Regions from separate parts of the Mus musculus genome. Here region 2 is linked to region 1. The links are chromatin contacts, found by Hi-C in ENCODE. All regions are on one chromosome and are shown on one strand. The core of a region is the stretch at or near the end of the contact, and the rest is flanking DNA. Distances in the headings are between cores, read along the strand shown.

Evidence for each region. A loop is a pair of places that touch in the nucleus more often than their neighbours do.
Region 2: a map of left cerebral cortex shows a loop between it and region 1 (7-fold over the local background). The contact joins the promoter of Kdm5b here to the promoter of Btg2 in region 1. A Hi-C loop is called at or near these places in 1 of 37 maps with a recorded cell type or tissue (left cerebral cortex).

Annotation. Positions count from the first base shown.
Region 1 is chr1:134,074,559-134,082,477 of GRCm38, forward strand. It overlaps Btg2 (BTG anti-proliferation factor 2), which reads right to left and starts at 4,597. Exons shown (of 2, transcript NM_007570.2): 1 at 4,354-4,597; 2 at 307-3,145. The coding sequence starts at 4,495. The coding sequence ends at 2,811. It overlaps Gm31974 (a long non-coding RNA gene), which reads left to right and starts at 7,898. Exons shown (of 2, transcript XR_878547.1): 1 at 7,898-7,919.
Region 2 is chr1:134,555,717-134,563,635 of GRCm38, forward strand. It overlaps Kdm5b (lysine (K)-specific demethylase 5B), which reads left to right and starts at 4,462. Exons shown (of 27, transcript NM_152895.2): 1 at 4,462-4,826. The coding sequence starts at 4,623. It also overlaps a transcript of Mgat4e not described here.

The DNA of each region.
Region 1 (7,919 bases), core at 3,347-5,846:
GATGCTAAAATCTCCTTTATAAAATGGCTTAGCAGTTTTTACTTGAGTATTCTCCTCCCCTCCCCACCCACATACTTTAAATCCTAAGACGGTCTGCAGTGCCTAATACATGGGAAATAGTTGTTAAACTAGACTGTTTCCAGAACAGCAAGGAAAAGTCTGCCCATGCCCAGTAAAGACACTGCCACTGTAGACCAGTGCTGCTATGCATGAACGGGGCGTGAAACAAACCATGCTCAGACGCTGGCCTCACGGGTGACCTCTGGGACGCCAGGAGGAACATCAGGGTGTGCTTGTGTATAACTGCAGTCGCATCGAGTGCACTGGTGTGCTTAGTGTGTGCCAAACCCAAGTCTTGTGTCTTTGGAACTTTCTGGATGGTTTCTTTTCTTTATATAGTTTCCAGCCGTGGTGGCTTGCTTGCGCAGATGTGGACACAGCTGGCCAGCTCTTCAATGTGCTGAATGGCCAAGAGCAAAACTATGGAACTGGCTGCAGAGTGTGCAGATAACATATTGGTTTTTGGGCTTTTTTGTTTGTTTGTTTTTTAAGAGACCTGTGACAATATTCACAAGGACAGAAGTATGGAGCCGCCTCCCAAGGAGAGGGGATGCAATGGAAGCAACCTCGTCACAAACCTAGGGTATCTTTTATAACGTCTGCATGCTGCAGACGGAGCTCAGGACAACTGATGAAGTCCACGAAACACGAAGGGGTTTGTATCTAAGAGGGCCAGTCAGCGCTATGGAATTCCACCTTCTCTACACATTACACGATCTGCTACATTTTTATTAAAAACAAAAAAGAAAGTTTACATTTGTCCATAAAGCTGTACAGTCTTCCATATAAAAGCGCTATTATACAATTAGTAACCTTTGTCTTTTCTGTCAGAATAGCTTACAAACTTACCACTATTTCTTATTTTTACTTAATAAGAGAGACAGGCCTGCTCAACAGTCCAGCTCTAGGGTTTGTCATTTCTAAAGTGAACAAGGACAGTAAAGAATTGAAGATTTAAGCATGAGACCAGGAGGCAGCTTCTAAACGGCAGGCACCTGTGTGCGGACAAAACACAAGAACCATCTGGAACAATTCACAGCTTTGTTGTAGGCCACAGCTCTCAGGTCTGTGGGCCCAGAGTTAAGGTTAAAGCAAGAGAGACGAAGCCACCTGGGAAGGCTGTGCGAAGCTGGGGCCTGTCTGCCCGGGCAGGCAGAGAGTTTGGTAAATAGCACCTTTGAGCAGAAACTGAGGAGCTGAGAAATCTAGGACACAGGATGCCATGGCGGTGGAGAGAAACGGGGAAGGGAATCCTCACCAAGGGGTGACGGGCTAGCTCTAGCTCTGTCCTTCAGTTTGAGAGACTTGAGGCCTTCTAAGAAGCCCTCATCAGTGTCACTGAACCTGAAGGAAAGCCATTTCTTCCCAGTGTTTCCCAATTTTCTCCAACCCAGAACAGTAAATATTGCACACATCTACAAATAAATTTGGATTTTACTAAGAGAGAGAGAGAGGTAACCTCCCCCACAGGTGCTCTGAGCACCAAGGAGCTAAAGCTGTGCCCAAGGTTTGACTCTTCATGGCAGCCCTACAAGAATACCAGGTAGTCCTGCAGTGCACAGGTGCCCTCCCTGTGGCCCAGGAAGATCTCCGCAAGGCCCACCAGCCAGTCAGAACCCCTAGAAGAATGGGAAGAATGGGTCCCTAAAACCTACCAGGGCATCAGGAGGGGCTGGGAGGTCCGGTCTCAGAGCATCCTGGGACTATTGCACAGTGACTGAGAACGCTTGTCCTAGGAAATAGGGCCCTCCAGGACCCAACCGCAGGAAAGGGGAAAGAAAAAATGGGGAAGGTTGCTCTTGAAGAGAAGGCAGTAAGAAAGGACTTGGAGTTCCCTGGAGCTTTGAGCCACCTCTCAAAGGAATAGTGGTAGCAGCATTCAGACTGTCGTGTGGTTCCCAAAAGGAAGGACTGGGTCCAAAAGACCTACCCCCATTGGATACTCTTTGGGTCCCAAAATTCCATTGCAAATCATCCCTAAATTATTCACTATCCACCCATACAAAGCAGCACAGAGCAAAGCAAAGGTTTTGTGCAGGTCCTCTCCATCTTAGCCCCAAAGTCTTTGCGCGCCTGCCTTACATCCCACCCTCCAAAAAATGTTTAGACAGATTCCGGGCTGGGAAGCAAGCTCTTCAGGCCCCCAAGGGTAGACTCAGAAACGAGACACGGCTTCAAGAGACTGCTTAGAACAGAAGGGACAGGAGAGGCCTTTCAGTCTGCCCCTGATCTCAGCCGAAAAACAAAAGAGAAGATTAGGCAATGTAGTATTATTTAAGATCAGGCTTGAATGCCCCTGAGTAAGAGAGGGACCAGGCATACAGGCATCCCAGCTGGGACGGTAACCCAGAGCAGACCCTGACCCCTCTCATTCACAGTTGCTAACCTTGCTCCCTTCCACCACCTCCTGGGGGGATCAGCCAAGAATCCCCTTTTACCTTGGCTAGGCCAATCCCCAACCCATTCCCCTAGGCAAACACTGGCTCACAGATGCAATCAAGAACAGTTCTCTCCAAAGGCACCTGGGGAGGCCACTTCCAAGCAGCTCCCTTTAAAGAATTGTTTTTCTTTTTCTTTTTTTTTTAAAAAAAATCTTTTGGTTTTTTTCCTCTTTTCTTAAAAAAAAAAAAAAAAAACATGTATAAATAGCTCTTCATTTTAAAAATACAGTTCCCCAGGTTGAGGTATACGGTGGCCTGTTGTCAGGGCAGCATGAGAACAGTAGAGTGCCAGGGTCGGGTGGCTCCTATCTAGCTGGAGACGGCCATCACATAGTTCTTCGAGGGGCTGCTCCTGCCCAGCATCATCTGGTTCTTGCAGGTGAGGAGCCCATAGGAGGCAGCCACCGGGGCCTCCTCATACAGGACACAGATGGAGCCATCCTCCCCGATGCGGTAAGACACTTCATAGGGATCAACCCACAGGGTCAGCTCACTGGGCAGCAGCCGGTGCAGCTGGGGCTGGCTGAGTCCAATCTGGCTGGCCACCTTGCTGATGATGGGGTCCATCTTGTGGTTGATACGGATACAGCGATAGCCAGAACCTTTGGATGGTTTTTCTGGAAACCAGTGGTGTTTGTAATGATCTGTGGAAAAAAACAAGAGGAAGATGCGCCGTTAGAAAGCATTCTCTGATGTTTACCACAAGGGGAGGATGAGGGGAGAGGGCTGGGGAGGAGACTTCCTCTTCTCAGCGACAGTATTTAAGAGCCTCTCCTTAAACTCCCCCTGCCACTTAGAAAGATTCCTGGGTCCTTTCCAAGTTTTTGTACACTGGAAAGCAGCCCCAGAGCTTTCAGGTAGATGCTCTATGGTGGTCATGGATATTTTTGGCACAATCCTGTTTAAGGCAGGAAGGGCTAGCAAGAACCGGCAGGGCCTCTGACGACCAAGGCACTGAAATTTCAAAGCCGGTAGGTAAGCGGCCAATGTTGTTGGTTGCCCAACAAGTCACAAGGCCTCTCATCCCTTCCGCATCAGAAGAGTTTTGAGATCTTTAGCAAAGGTAAGGGGATAAAAAATGGTTTTGTTTTGATGAAACAGCTGTTGGTCCTCAGATCTGTGCCAACATGTTGAGAGATGGCTATCGCAGCCCAAGGCAACCAACCAGTTATAACAGCTGCGGACAGAGGCTAAAGGGTGGCTTATCACTCCTCCACCTCCGTCCCTCACACCCTGCCTCCATAACACACACACCCCCTCCCCGCCCTCGCAGTTGGCTAGGCTACCAGGCTCTTTTCTGTACTACAATAGGTGGCAGATGGTGAAGAGGGACCAAAAAAGAAAAAATACAAAGGGGGCCCAGATTACAACTTGCAGCGGGTAAACACGCGGCAGAATGGGCCTGTATGATGACAGGCTCAGGACTATACAGCAACAGTGGCTAGGACTCAAGAGTTGTCTAGAAAGTTCAATTGCGCATAAAAGTCGCACAGCTTGGCCTGGCTTCACATCCCCTGAGGGTCTGTTGTTCTCCAAGATTCGGAGATAAGGGTGAGCTCGGACTCTGAATACACACACACACTGACTTTTCTCATGGTGTTGTCAGGGTCTCAGAATGTACTCAAGGAAGAGGGTCGGAGCCTCGGGAGCGAGGCGGGGACTGGAGGGCTGGGAGACGGGGACTTAACCGAAGGGACAGAGGACCATCAGTGGCCTCAGAGATTAATTAGAGAAAGACATCTGAGACCCGGAGTTGTTCGCGTAGGGGTCCCCGTCACAGAACAGTGATAAAGACACCCCAGGCAAGAAGTGGCCGCGCCCGAGTGGTTCCAAGACCCCGACGTGTGCTCACCGGTCAGTGCGTCCTGGAGCGCCCTACTGAAAACCTTGAGTCTCTGCTCGCTCACGCAGCCCCGAGTCCTCAGGAGACTGGAGAGGAAACCCACGGCGGCGGCGATCTCCGGGAGCATGTCGGTTCTCTTCCCGTGGCTCATACCGGTGGCTGAGGAAGTAGCTGTATTAGAACGATGATGACGGTCTGGCCACCTCTCGGGCTCTGCCCGGACTTTCCCCGGGCTGCGCCTTTCATACCACTCGGGGAGGCGGGGAGCCGTCGGTGGCGCCCATTGGCCGACGCTGGCGGATGGGGGCGTGCCCCTCCGGTGTCTCGCCTCTCCCCTCCGCCTGCGCCCGCCCCTCTCCGCCCCGCCCGCCAGCTCGCCCGCGCCTCCCAGGCGCTGAGGTCATCGCTCACTGACGTCATTATTGGGAACAAGCACCGGACTCCCGTGCTGTGGGAGGCAGGCGGGAGAGGGCCTTGGACCTGGGCAGAGGAAGCGCGCTACACCGGGCATGCCCGGACGTCGTCTCTGCACAGCGCCAAAACCCAGGTTGCCTGCTGCCTCCTCCAGGATGCCCTCGCCGATGTTATTTCTCCCATGTCTCCTGACAGACACTGACAGAGCCGTTCACCCCCCTACCTGAACATCTCTGCCACTCATCCCCCCAGCTGATCAAAACGGGTTCCTCGTGTTTTCAGCAATGGGGATTGTATTCTTTTTGCTTCCATAATAATTCCACCTCCCCCAACAAATTCTGCTCTTCCTCTTCTGTAATTGCCTAAAAGTAATCAGCTCTCACTGTTTGGTGGGAGGAGTGTCGAGGAGAGTATTTTCTGTCCGTAGGGTTATTTTTCCAGCACTCACTTTCCTTTAAATGGCAGTGTCTGTGTGTGTGTGTGTGTGTGTGTGTGTGTGTGTGTGTGTGTGTGTGTGTGTGTGTGTGTTTAAGTAATCTGGTGTGAATTGTACAAAGTTTTCCATCAGTTCCCTGCCCCTCCCTCTTCCCTGATTGTTTTCCTTCCTTTTTGTGCACTGAGGCTTTTGTAAACACTAGCTCCCCAGAGGAAAGGCTTCAGGTCTGGCTTGTCTACACGCAGGGGCTCAGGGACTGGTGCCAGGAAGCTAGGCAGACTACTGAGTGGGGCAACTTGTCACCCACATCTCTGAGCCCTGCACAGGATGGGGCCTGAATTTAGCGCCATGGCTTGTGTAAAATCCTGTTTTCCCTGAGTTCTAAGCCAGGCTTCTCTCCCTGTATCCCTGGTCTGAGCCACCAGCTTCCCTACCTGGATCCTCTGTATCCACCCTACCCCATTTCCCTCTTCCCTTTTCTCTCCACTGTCTGTTTTGCTGCTTGTTTTTCTTCAGTGGACTTCCCATCAATACTTCTGTCCCTTTTCCCACATGCTCTATCCCTCCCTCTAAATGTCTAGTGCTCCCTCTAAAGCTACCTCCCTCCCTGTTCCCCCTTTCAGACAAAGCTACTGATCACTGTCCCTATAGCACCCAGACCCTCTTTTTGCTTCCTCAGACCTGGTCCCAAGACTGTTGGCTTCTTCATCCCTAAATAATCTCAGTGGGTTCCTTCCCCTCCCATGCCCAAAGCACCTTCCCGGAAAGAGTCTTTTTCTAAAGTGTCCATCTGCTTGCTCTTGCCTTGCTCAAACCATCTGAGACAACCCCTCCCCCCCTTGCCAGGTTGCCTGGACTCATTTGCCTGACCAGCAAGACATTTCATCATTTTCTACAAACGACCTACCTTTGTAGGTTCCTACCACTTTGTACTATAGGGTCCCTTTCGTCACTGTCAGAAGACAGTATCACGACAGCTCTGCCATCTGGGTCACAGAATTTCCCCCACTATTCACTTGTCTATAACATGGCCCTTATCTCACACACCATGGCTGTGTCTTTAACTCGGAGTACCTTCCTACCTCTTAGCCGCCAATGCATACTCCTGCAGATCCCTGAAACTTCACCTTGAAAACACATGCCATCCTCCCAATGCTGAACTGATGTTACCCCTGTGGTCACTTAGCTCATCACAAACTGGGGATCCTCCTGCCTCAGCCTTACAAGCAGGACCTCTCCCCCTGGCCCAGCATCAGTTTACAAGGGACTTGGGAGTGGGCTACTATGTTGTATGCCTCATATTTCCCGGACACCTCTCATTTTGAATGTTCTTCCTTCTGTTTCTCGGGGTGAATCAAAATGCCCTGGGACTCTAGCAATCTGGCATTAAACACACCCCTGGATGGCTTCTTCACTGCCCCTCCTCTAGGGCTGGGACAGGAAGGGTGAGGTGATTATTCCTGCTTTTTTTTTTTTTTAAACAGGAAGCAGGGCTGACCTTGTAGAAAGGTAACCTAGATGCAATGAACCAGAGAGGTCAGCTGTCAGCAAGGCCAGAATTGACCAAGGCTAGCCACCAAGGAAGGCAGCCGAATAGGTCAAAGCGCACAAGCCTGATCTGACTGGTTTGTTCAGTTCCTGAATTTGACACTCTTACTGTCATCTCCCAGAGTCTTTGGCTCGGGTTTGGTGTTCTGGGCCTAACATCCTATAACCAGATTAATGGAAAAAAGCTTTCTGCAACCCAAAACATCAGCCTTGTTTTTCTTTAACTCAAACATGCCCCTATGTGTATGTTCACATCTCTCTGCAGTTTATGCAGTGACCACTCAGTAGAGCCAGGACAGGATATAGCTTGCAGATTACAAATGTGGTGTTGTTGTCATTGGCTTCCCCAGTCCCTGCTGCTTGGCCACACAGGTAAGGTGTCCCCAACCCTGAAATCAATTCTAAGGCTAGGTGTGGTAGTAGCAATCACCTTTAATCACAGTACTCAGAGAGGCAGGGGCCAACCTGGTCTACCTGCAGAGTTCTAGGCCAGTCAGAGCTACACCTTGAAACCGTGTTACAAAACAAACAATTCTAGAACTTAAGTCCTGATTTGGGGGTGCTGCTGCAGCGTGGTATTATCCGCTGGGTTTCTGCAGAGACACCATTAGATTGTACTCTGATGCTGTAGTGCACCGTGCTCCCCAAGAACCAAAGGCAGGCCTCCTCCTTCCCGGCTTCTCTTCTCCTGAGCCTACAGAGTGGCTTAACTATCTTACTCTCAACATTCCCAAGTCACCACACAGAAGCAACATCTCCAAATCAGGATTTAAGTTCTAGAATCTTTTACTTTGTTTGTTTGTTTGTTTTGAAACATGTTCAACATGGCGAGCCTGGAACTCCATTGGTAGACCAGCTGGCCCCTGCCTCTCTGAGCACTGGAATTAAAGGTGTTGGCTGCCACTTAGGACTTAGGACTGATTTCTGATAGCATCAAATACATTACTTGAGTCCTAATTTTTAAAGAAATTCCTTTAAACTGCCTTTTAGTTGATGATAGCACCAGCTGTGGTGGCACACACTTTTAGCCCCAGCGCTGGGGAAACAGAGGAAGGCAGGTGTCTGTGAGTTCAAGGCCAGCCTGGTCTGCATAGAAGATTTTATACCACCTAGGGTTACATGGTGAGATCTGATCTCAAACATCAACAAAAACTAAACAAAGGGGGAAAGCTGGTCT
Region 2 (7,919 bases), core at 3,212-5,711, 480 kb after region 1:
AGGCCTTGCAGCCGAGAGGGAGCGATACTGGTTCCAGTGGAATTAAGCAGAGGAGGGAATGGGGAGGAAGCTTTATCTCACTATATTCACACACTGTGTGGGCTGCCCAACACTTCACCACCGAGTGAGACGACTAGATTCTTCTCGGTGTCCAGCCCAAAGCTTCGACCTCAGACAATTGGAGTCACAGAAACTCAAGGCCCTTTCTACAAATATTTGTGGAGCAACTCCCACGTGCCTGGTACTGACTTTACACCTTCCCTCTAGCGGCTTACCAAGGGGTGGGGCACGTGCTGAGGAGTTAGCAGGGACTCCGCTGGGAAACGGATGCCGAGCTATAAAACTATCAATAAAGAGTAGCAACGAGACGTTTTGGAAAGACACAAAACAAGCAAAGCAGACGGACATCCCACGGTTGCCCCAGGAGACACCTGACACCAAATATTCCAGAGTACAAAAGGTGCTGAGTTCTGATATCACTGAACTGGAGATGAGAAACTGAGATGGTGCATTGCTGATACTTGGGAAAGCAGAGGATGGGGACGGGAAAATACGGGTAGTAGTAGACCCAACGCACTAACAGTAAGGCCAGGGCGGAAGGAAGGCACACGGACGGCACCGGAGCCCCGTCGAGGCAGCAGCGCTGTGGAGGGGGGTGGGGAGCAGAACCGACACGTGCGCTACGTGCTGCGCTAGCCGCCGCCCCCTCCCGGGCTTCTGGGGAGCCAGGCCTGCTCCCCCCGCCCCCCATCTGTGGCTCAGACCCGGAGCGCCGCGGGAGGGGTGGGGGCGACATCGACGGAGAGCGAGAGGAAAAGTCCTTCTTCGCGTTTGGAACCCAGAAGCCTGGTCTCCACTGCACGGCGACCGGAAGGAGGACCAGCGCCTCTTAGACCAGCAGGCAGATTTAGGGCACAGGCTGCGCCCTTGGGGTGCAGGCCGGAGTTGGAACTCAGCCTGCTGGGGGAGGTTGAGGTCTGACGGCTGAGTGGGCCGGATAAAGACATCGATCCCTAGGGATGTATCCAGAGGCTCTCCAGCACTCATGGGGTGGTTGGGGGACGGAGTCCGGGGCGGAGGCGGAGTGTTGTCCAAGAGTAAGGAGGGGGGTTCCTGGAGACGTGGCACTCTGAGCGGGCTCGGTTTTACTCCGGGCGCCGGGGCTGCAGCCCCTCTTTCCCCGAGAACCTGGCACTGTGGCTCCGCCCAGCCCTCGCTCCCAGCCCTCTGGGAGCCTGAGACCAGGCACCTCCAGGCCCGGGTTACCCAGGTCCGGCCTCTGGGGCGTCCAGCCGGCCCTGCACTAGACAATGCGGGCCGGGCCCCGCCCCCGGAGGCTGAGTCGGCTCGGGCCGTGGCCAATCATCGCCTGTGGCTAGGCTCTTTAAAAAAAGAAGAGCCGGCCGCGGTGTGGCTGTCAGCTGGAGAGGGATCCCTCCGCCCATGTAAACACACATCATAAAGGGCAAGGGGAAGCGTCTTCTGAGGGGCGGGGGAGCGGTTGCCTTTAAGTAGAGATCCCTCTCAGGCCCTAGGTTCTCTTGACTAGGTTGGCAACCGCCGACTCCCTCAGCGTCTCTCTGGGTTGATCTGTAGCATCTCATCATTTAGGATCACTACCAGAAATGGAGGAAGCAGCACTAGTAGACCTTGAAAGTTGGGAGAGAAGATGACTAGGTCATAGTCAACTGAGAGACTTCCTAAGTTCGTACCTTCCAGTTACATACCCACAATTCATGTCCAGAGGTCTGAAAATTATAACCTACTTGGTTTGTAGGATGCTAACGTCAAAGGTGAAAGTACTGTCCTTTCCCAAAGCAGAGAACATGACAGAAAGTCAACTCCAGGAAGACCCCCAAACACACACAACGTTTATAACATCCAGGGTCAGGGCCAAGAGCGAAAATAAAGGATTTTTTTTTTTTTCAGTCAATATGACAGGTCATCTGAAATCTTAGCCTTTGGGAATGAGGTCAGCCTGGGCTTCATTGTGAGTTCCAGGCCAGCTTTGGCTACAAGTATGCAATCCCATTTCAATTTTTCCCCCTCAATACATTATCACGGAAAAAAAAATCAGCAAGGTTTAAAAATATGTCAAGCTGGGTGAGGTGACACGTCTTTAATCCTAGCACCTCCGAGTTAGAAGCCAGCCAATATGTGAGTTTCAGGCTAGTCAGAGCTACATAGTGAAACCTTGACTCAAAAATGTGGTAAATTCTATACTTCTTCCCTAGGTTTCCCACGATTTTATAACCTGCTGTATCACCTCATTTTACAATGATTTTTTTTTAATGAACAGATTATTGTCTAAGACAATATTATTGTCTTATTTTATTATTATTTAAGACAATATATGTCTTATTCAGGCTCCAAATCCCTGTAGAGCTAAGAAAAGTTTTGCCTTCTTCAAGAATTGCTGAACTGTTTTAGAGGCCAGGTACTTCGATAGAGCTTATTAAAGACTGGGGCTTTTCTCCCCTTCACTGAAAAATGTTTTGTATTTTTTATATTTAAAAAAATTTTTTAAATGTGTGTTGAGCTGAAGGGGTCTGCAACCCTATAGGTGGAACAATATGAACTAACCAGTACCCCCAGAGCTCATGTCTCTAGCTGCATATATATCAGAAGATGACCTAGTTGGCCATCATTGGGAAAAGAGGCCCCTTGGTCTTGCAAACTTTATATGCCCCAGTACAGGGGAATGCCAGGGCCAAGAAGTGGGAGTGGGTGGGTAGGGGAGCAGGGCGGGGGAGGGTATAGGGGACTTTTGGGATAGCATTTGAAATGTAAATGAGGAAAATAATAAAAAAATAAAAAAAATGTGTGTGTTGCTTGTAGGGGCCAGGAGAGACATCAGAGCCTCTGAGGCTGGGGGTGAAGAGGCAGTTGGGAGCTGATGGGCATTGATCTGGAAACTAAGTTTACATCCTCTAAGGCGGAAGCAAATGCCCTTAATCTGCTGAGCCGGCTCTCTCTGTCTTTGATGCGGAAGCTCATTATGCAGGTCTGGCTGGCCTGGAACTTTGTGTAGGATTAAAGGTGTGCGCCACCACATCTAACTTCTAACTCTTTCCATTTTTAAGCTGAAGAACCATGGTCTCTGTGTGATAGGATATATCTGTAATCCCAGCGTTTAAGAGGTAGAGGCAGGAGGATGATCAGGAGATCAGAGTCATCTTTGGCTATGTAGAGAGTTCCAGGCCAGCCTAGGTCACATTAGTCCTATTAAAATCTAAACCCAGAGGCTGAGTGATGGTCTATTCTGAAGGGAGGGCTGTGGAGCCACTGATCCTTCCTTATACAGTGGCAGGCAGTCTTTCCACGAGTTTGGTTGCTTTCTAGATTAAAGAAATCGCCGGGCGGTGGTGGCACACGCCTTTAATCCCAGCACTTGGGAGGCAGAGGCAGGTGGATCTCTGAGTTCGAGGCCAGCCTGGTCTACAAAGTGAGTTCCAGGACAGCCAAGACTATACAGAGAAACCCTGTCTCGAAAAAACAAAACAAAAAAAAAAAAAAAGAAATTATGTTTGTGTTCAAGTTCTACTTATGACCTGACTTTTTCTGGGGCCATCCCCCATCTTTGGATTTCATGGTTACTTAACCTCTCAGCTCTTCCATTGCTTCCTCTGAAACACTCTGATCTCTTTCTTTCCTTCAGACCTGTTGTACCTTTTAGCCTGTTGAAAATCTTTGTAGCAGAGACATCTCAGGCTCAGCCTGTTCAGGGGTGAATACATCTTCCCTAGAACATGCTCATGGATGCTTGTCCCAGGGATGCCATCTGTCAGACCCTTAGTACGCTATTCTTCTGGTCCCGTCCTAGTCTAACTTTTATTTCCTACAATTTCACTTTAACCTATAGCGCTGCTGAATTTATTTAGGCCCCATCATTCCTTGATTGGATTATTTCAAGATGCTTTTGCTCAAGTCCAACCTTGTATATGTGTAGATTTCTGTGCAACAACCCTACTTTCCAGTAAATAGACTGAACTGTTGGATTTGGTCAAATGCTTAATCCCCTCACAGACTAAACAATCCCGAAAAGCACTTGCACTTTACACAGTGTCTAGGATAAGCAAGTGCTCGAAGAGTTATTGCTCTCCTCATTACTCTATGTGTCTGTCCTTGCTGCTCCTTGTGTTCAAGGTGTTTTCTCTACCTGGAGAATCCTCCAATTTCAGTACTCTGCTTCTCGGGTTTTACTAAGCAAATCTTTCGTGCCAAAATATATGACGTGATTGATGGATTGTAACTCTGTTCTCCCTACTAGACTGTTAACTTCTTGAGAGGAAGAATTCTGAAACTTCAGAGGTTAACTGAAGCATTAAGGATAAACATCCCAGGCGGAAGGCCCCTGCCCCTCCCGGCTAGGGGGCGGGGCGAGACCTGGCTCGGGGTGGCAGCAGGGACTTTTTTCCTCGCCGTGGCGGCGGAGGAGCACTGCGTGGGGTAGCGGCAAGACGTCGTCGGAGGAAGGCTGAAAAAGCCCTAGGTGTTGCCGTTGCTAGTAGAAGTCGGACCTGTCGCCCGAGCTGTGCGTCTGCACGGGTTTCGGACGGAGCGGAGCTCGCTGCCGCGGTTGCGGAGCCTGCCCTGTGCTCGCCCCTGCCCAGGTCGCGGTGATGGAGCCGGCCACCACGCTGCCCCCAGGCCCGCGCCCGGCGCTGCCCCTCGGGGGCCCGGGCCCGCTGGGAGAGTTCCTGCCTCCCCCCGAGTGTCCGGTCTTCGAGCCGAGCTGGGAAGAGTTCGCGGACCCCTTCGCTTTCATCCACAAGATCCGGCCCATAGCCGAGCAGACTGGGATCTGTAAGGTGCGGCCGCCGCCGGTGAGTCAGCCAGCACCCCGGATCCTGCTCGCGGCTGGGGGAGGGAGCGAGGACGCGCGGCCCGGGAGGCCGGAGGCGCGGGGGCGGGGAGCGGTCGTCCCGCGGGCCCGGTCAAGTTTGGGGTGGCTCCGAGGGTCGGAGATGCGGCGGTGGGAGGAAGGCGCGGGGGCCCCCGTCCCGGGTGGGATGTGGGCCGTGAGGACCGCGGGCTCCGGCGGGGCGGCCGGAGGGGGCTAGGTCGGTGCGGCTCCGGGGGCTGGTGCGCTGCACCGCCCGGCAGCGGTGCGGGCTGGAGTGGTTGGCAGCCGCCGGGGTGGTCGCTGGGGAGTCCTCCCGAGCCCGGCTGAGACGCGGGCGCGGAGGCAGGGCTCTGGGCCCGCACGGCTCCGTGGCTGGTCCTCGCCTCCTTCTCGGGGTGCGGGGGTGTGTGATGGGTGGGGGTGGGGGACTTGCGAGTTGTCGTGTGAGGAGGAAAGTTTTCAATATGGCGGCGGGAGCCCCTGGTCCTTTGTGTGGTGGCGGCGTCGGCCCGAAGCTGCCCTCACCTGAGCGCCCCACCCTCCGGACCCGGGTCCCCCACCACCACCTGGTCCCTCGGCCTCTGGGAGTCCCCAGGGCGAGCTGGGCCAGGGGGCGGCCGGCGCTACTGGGGGAGGGGAGGAGCCGCTGGGCCGGTCTGGAGCGGCTGGTTGAGTGGTGGTGGGGGTGCAAGGGTCGGGGTGGGGGGACGACACTTTGAGGATGGTGGGGGCAGGCCAAGCGGCGGGGGCCCTGATGCTCGCAGGTCCTGGCGGACGCTCCCACACGGACTTGGGGCCGGACTGCTTTGCTCCCGGCGCGGGGGGGGGGGGGAGGCCTGGCTGGGGCTGAGGTGGAGAGGCTGTGCTTGTAGGGGAGATGTCAGACGAGCTCTTGGAGATTTCATCCTGGTCCCTAGCTTTCCCTACTCGGCCTTCCCGGCGGGGGCTCTAGCGCCTCGAGCTTGGGGGGCTCTGAGGGGTGGGGTGTCCCCAAGACGGCCCTAACGGCTGCAACGTCCGCGGAGAGCCCGGCCCACTCCTTCCCCGTCCCCGTCCCCCTCCCCGTACCCCCTCCCCCCGCAGCCGGAACTGGATGCGCTGCGACACCCCAGGTTTTTCGCCTACCTTTTGGGATGACCTGAGTCTGAGTTGGCCTAAACGACCGTTGGACCGGCCGGGTCGGTTGGAAAGGTTTAACTGCCTTGCCTACCGTTTAAGAATTTTCTATCTTTCCCTGCTCTCAAGTGAAAAAGACCCCCCCCCACGCCTTTTACCCCTTTCTCCCTTAAACTTGCTCTATGTAATGGCATTTTGATTTAGGGGATTGTGTACGTAGACGTTCTAGAAAAGATGTTTGCGAGAGATCCCTGAATAAAGCCTTATCCTTTCACTACCCCCACGAAAGAAAAATTAAAACACAGATACCATATTTTAGTTGCTCTTGGACAACTTTGAAAGCAGAAATGAAATGCCTCAGAAAATAACTGGCCAGGTCAGCTAGTATGGGGGGAAATGTTTGGAAATAGATTCATTTCTTCTGGTGAAATGGACAGAGGCGATGGAAGGTTTCTTTTACTGTAGAGGCCTGCAGAAGTTACACCCTTGCCTGGTTAGACCTAGGGTTTTGATTCTGAAATGTGGACCACGTTTCAAACATTGAGCGATTTAGCTTTATCTTAATGTACCAGGAAAGATGAATGTGACTGTTGCATGCTTGCATTAATGGGATTTTTATCTAGAAATTAGGAAACTTGACAAAGTTATTAGAAACCAAAATCTAAGAGGAGTTAGGATCCTGTGAGTTGCCCTCCATGTTGGCATTGTGGCGCACTAGGACTGGGTAGGTCCTTTTTCTTACCGACTTTGCCTTTTATAGAGCTATTTTCTTCGAAAAATAGTTGCTTTGGTTAGGTTTGGCTACCCATTTCCTCATGTGGGCTAGCAGCTTAATGGCAGCCTTTAGGATTTGTGCATTTGTTTTGCTTTTTCCCATTCTGAATTGTCACACATGATGGCCACCATTTTCTATTGAGACTACTATATACTACAGCCTGAGAGGAGAAGGGGTAAAGAGGAAGAAATAATGTACAAACATAACTGTTTTGGAGCCTCCTTTGTGTGAAGGGGACTTGCTTCCTCCTTTGTTTAACAAACTCCTGTGTCAGTGTGGAAGAGTTTGCCAGTATTTGCTGTTGATAGAACCACAAAAAGAAAACCCAGAAGTTGTAGCTCTTGAACAGAGGGGTCCTGGAACAAAGGCTTCTTAAGAGACCATAAACAGTCTTTGTTTGGGAAATGTTTTGTGTTAGGAAAGCTGGAACAAGTGGTTTCATATAGTTGAAATGTGGCAACAAAAAAAAACCTCTAAGAAATAAGAAATATTTTTTTATGGTGCAGTCTTTTTTTATAATTCCTCTATCTAAATTTCTGTTCATTGAGATTTTGGAACTCTAATGGCAAAATTTGAATGATTTGGAGGTTGTGGTATACTTTTAGGGGGAGAATTATAAAAGCGTTTCTATTTCCTTTTGTTCTTAGCTTTAATTTTTAATTAATAGTACTTGAATAGCATTGGTCTGTACCTAGTGAGGGTCTTAAGCTTCTTTGCTTTTAAAGCTTAGGGTGTTTACATTATTTTGTGTATGAGTACATAAGAGTTAACAGAAATTTGTGGAAATACAAAACAGCAAGGTAGCTGATGAAATGATGAGTCAAGACTGTATGCAAACCAAGTTTAAGACAGTAGCCAGAAGAGTGAGGAGAGCTAGACGTACTTTCCGAGGTGAGACATTGACTTAATTTTACTTGTTTTTTATTTTCTATAAAATGCAAGTATTAAATGTTTAAGTACAAATGTTATTTTCACTGTGTAGTATTTGGCTGCTAAGTAGATATTTTCTTGATTTTTTTTTTTTTCCAATGTGATAGAAGTGTGCGATAGCGTTCAGATACCTAACAGCTGCAGTTAGGCAGAGTCCACAAAATTCTCCTTCCTTAAAGGAATGACCAAAAGTCAGATTTAAATCAAGCCCCAGATGGCACAATAAAGACTTTTTTTTTTTTAAGTTTTTAA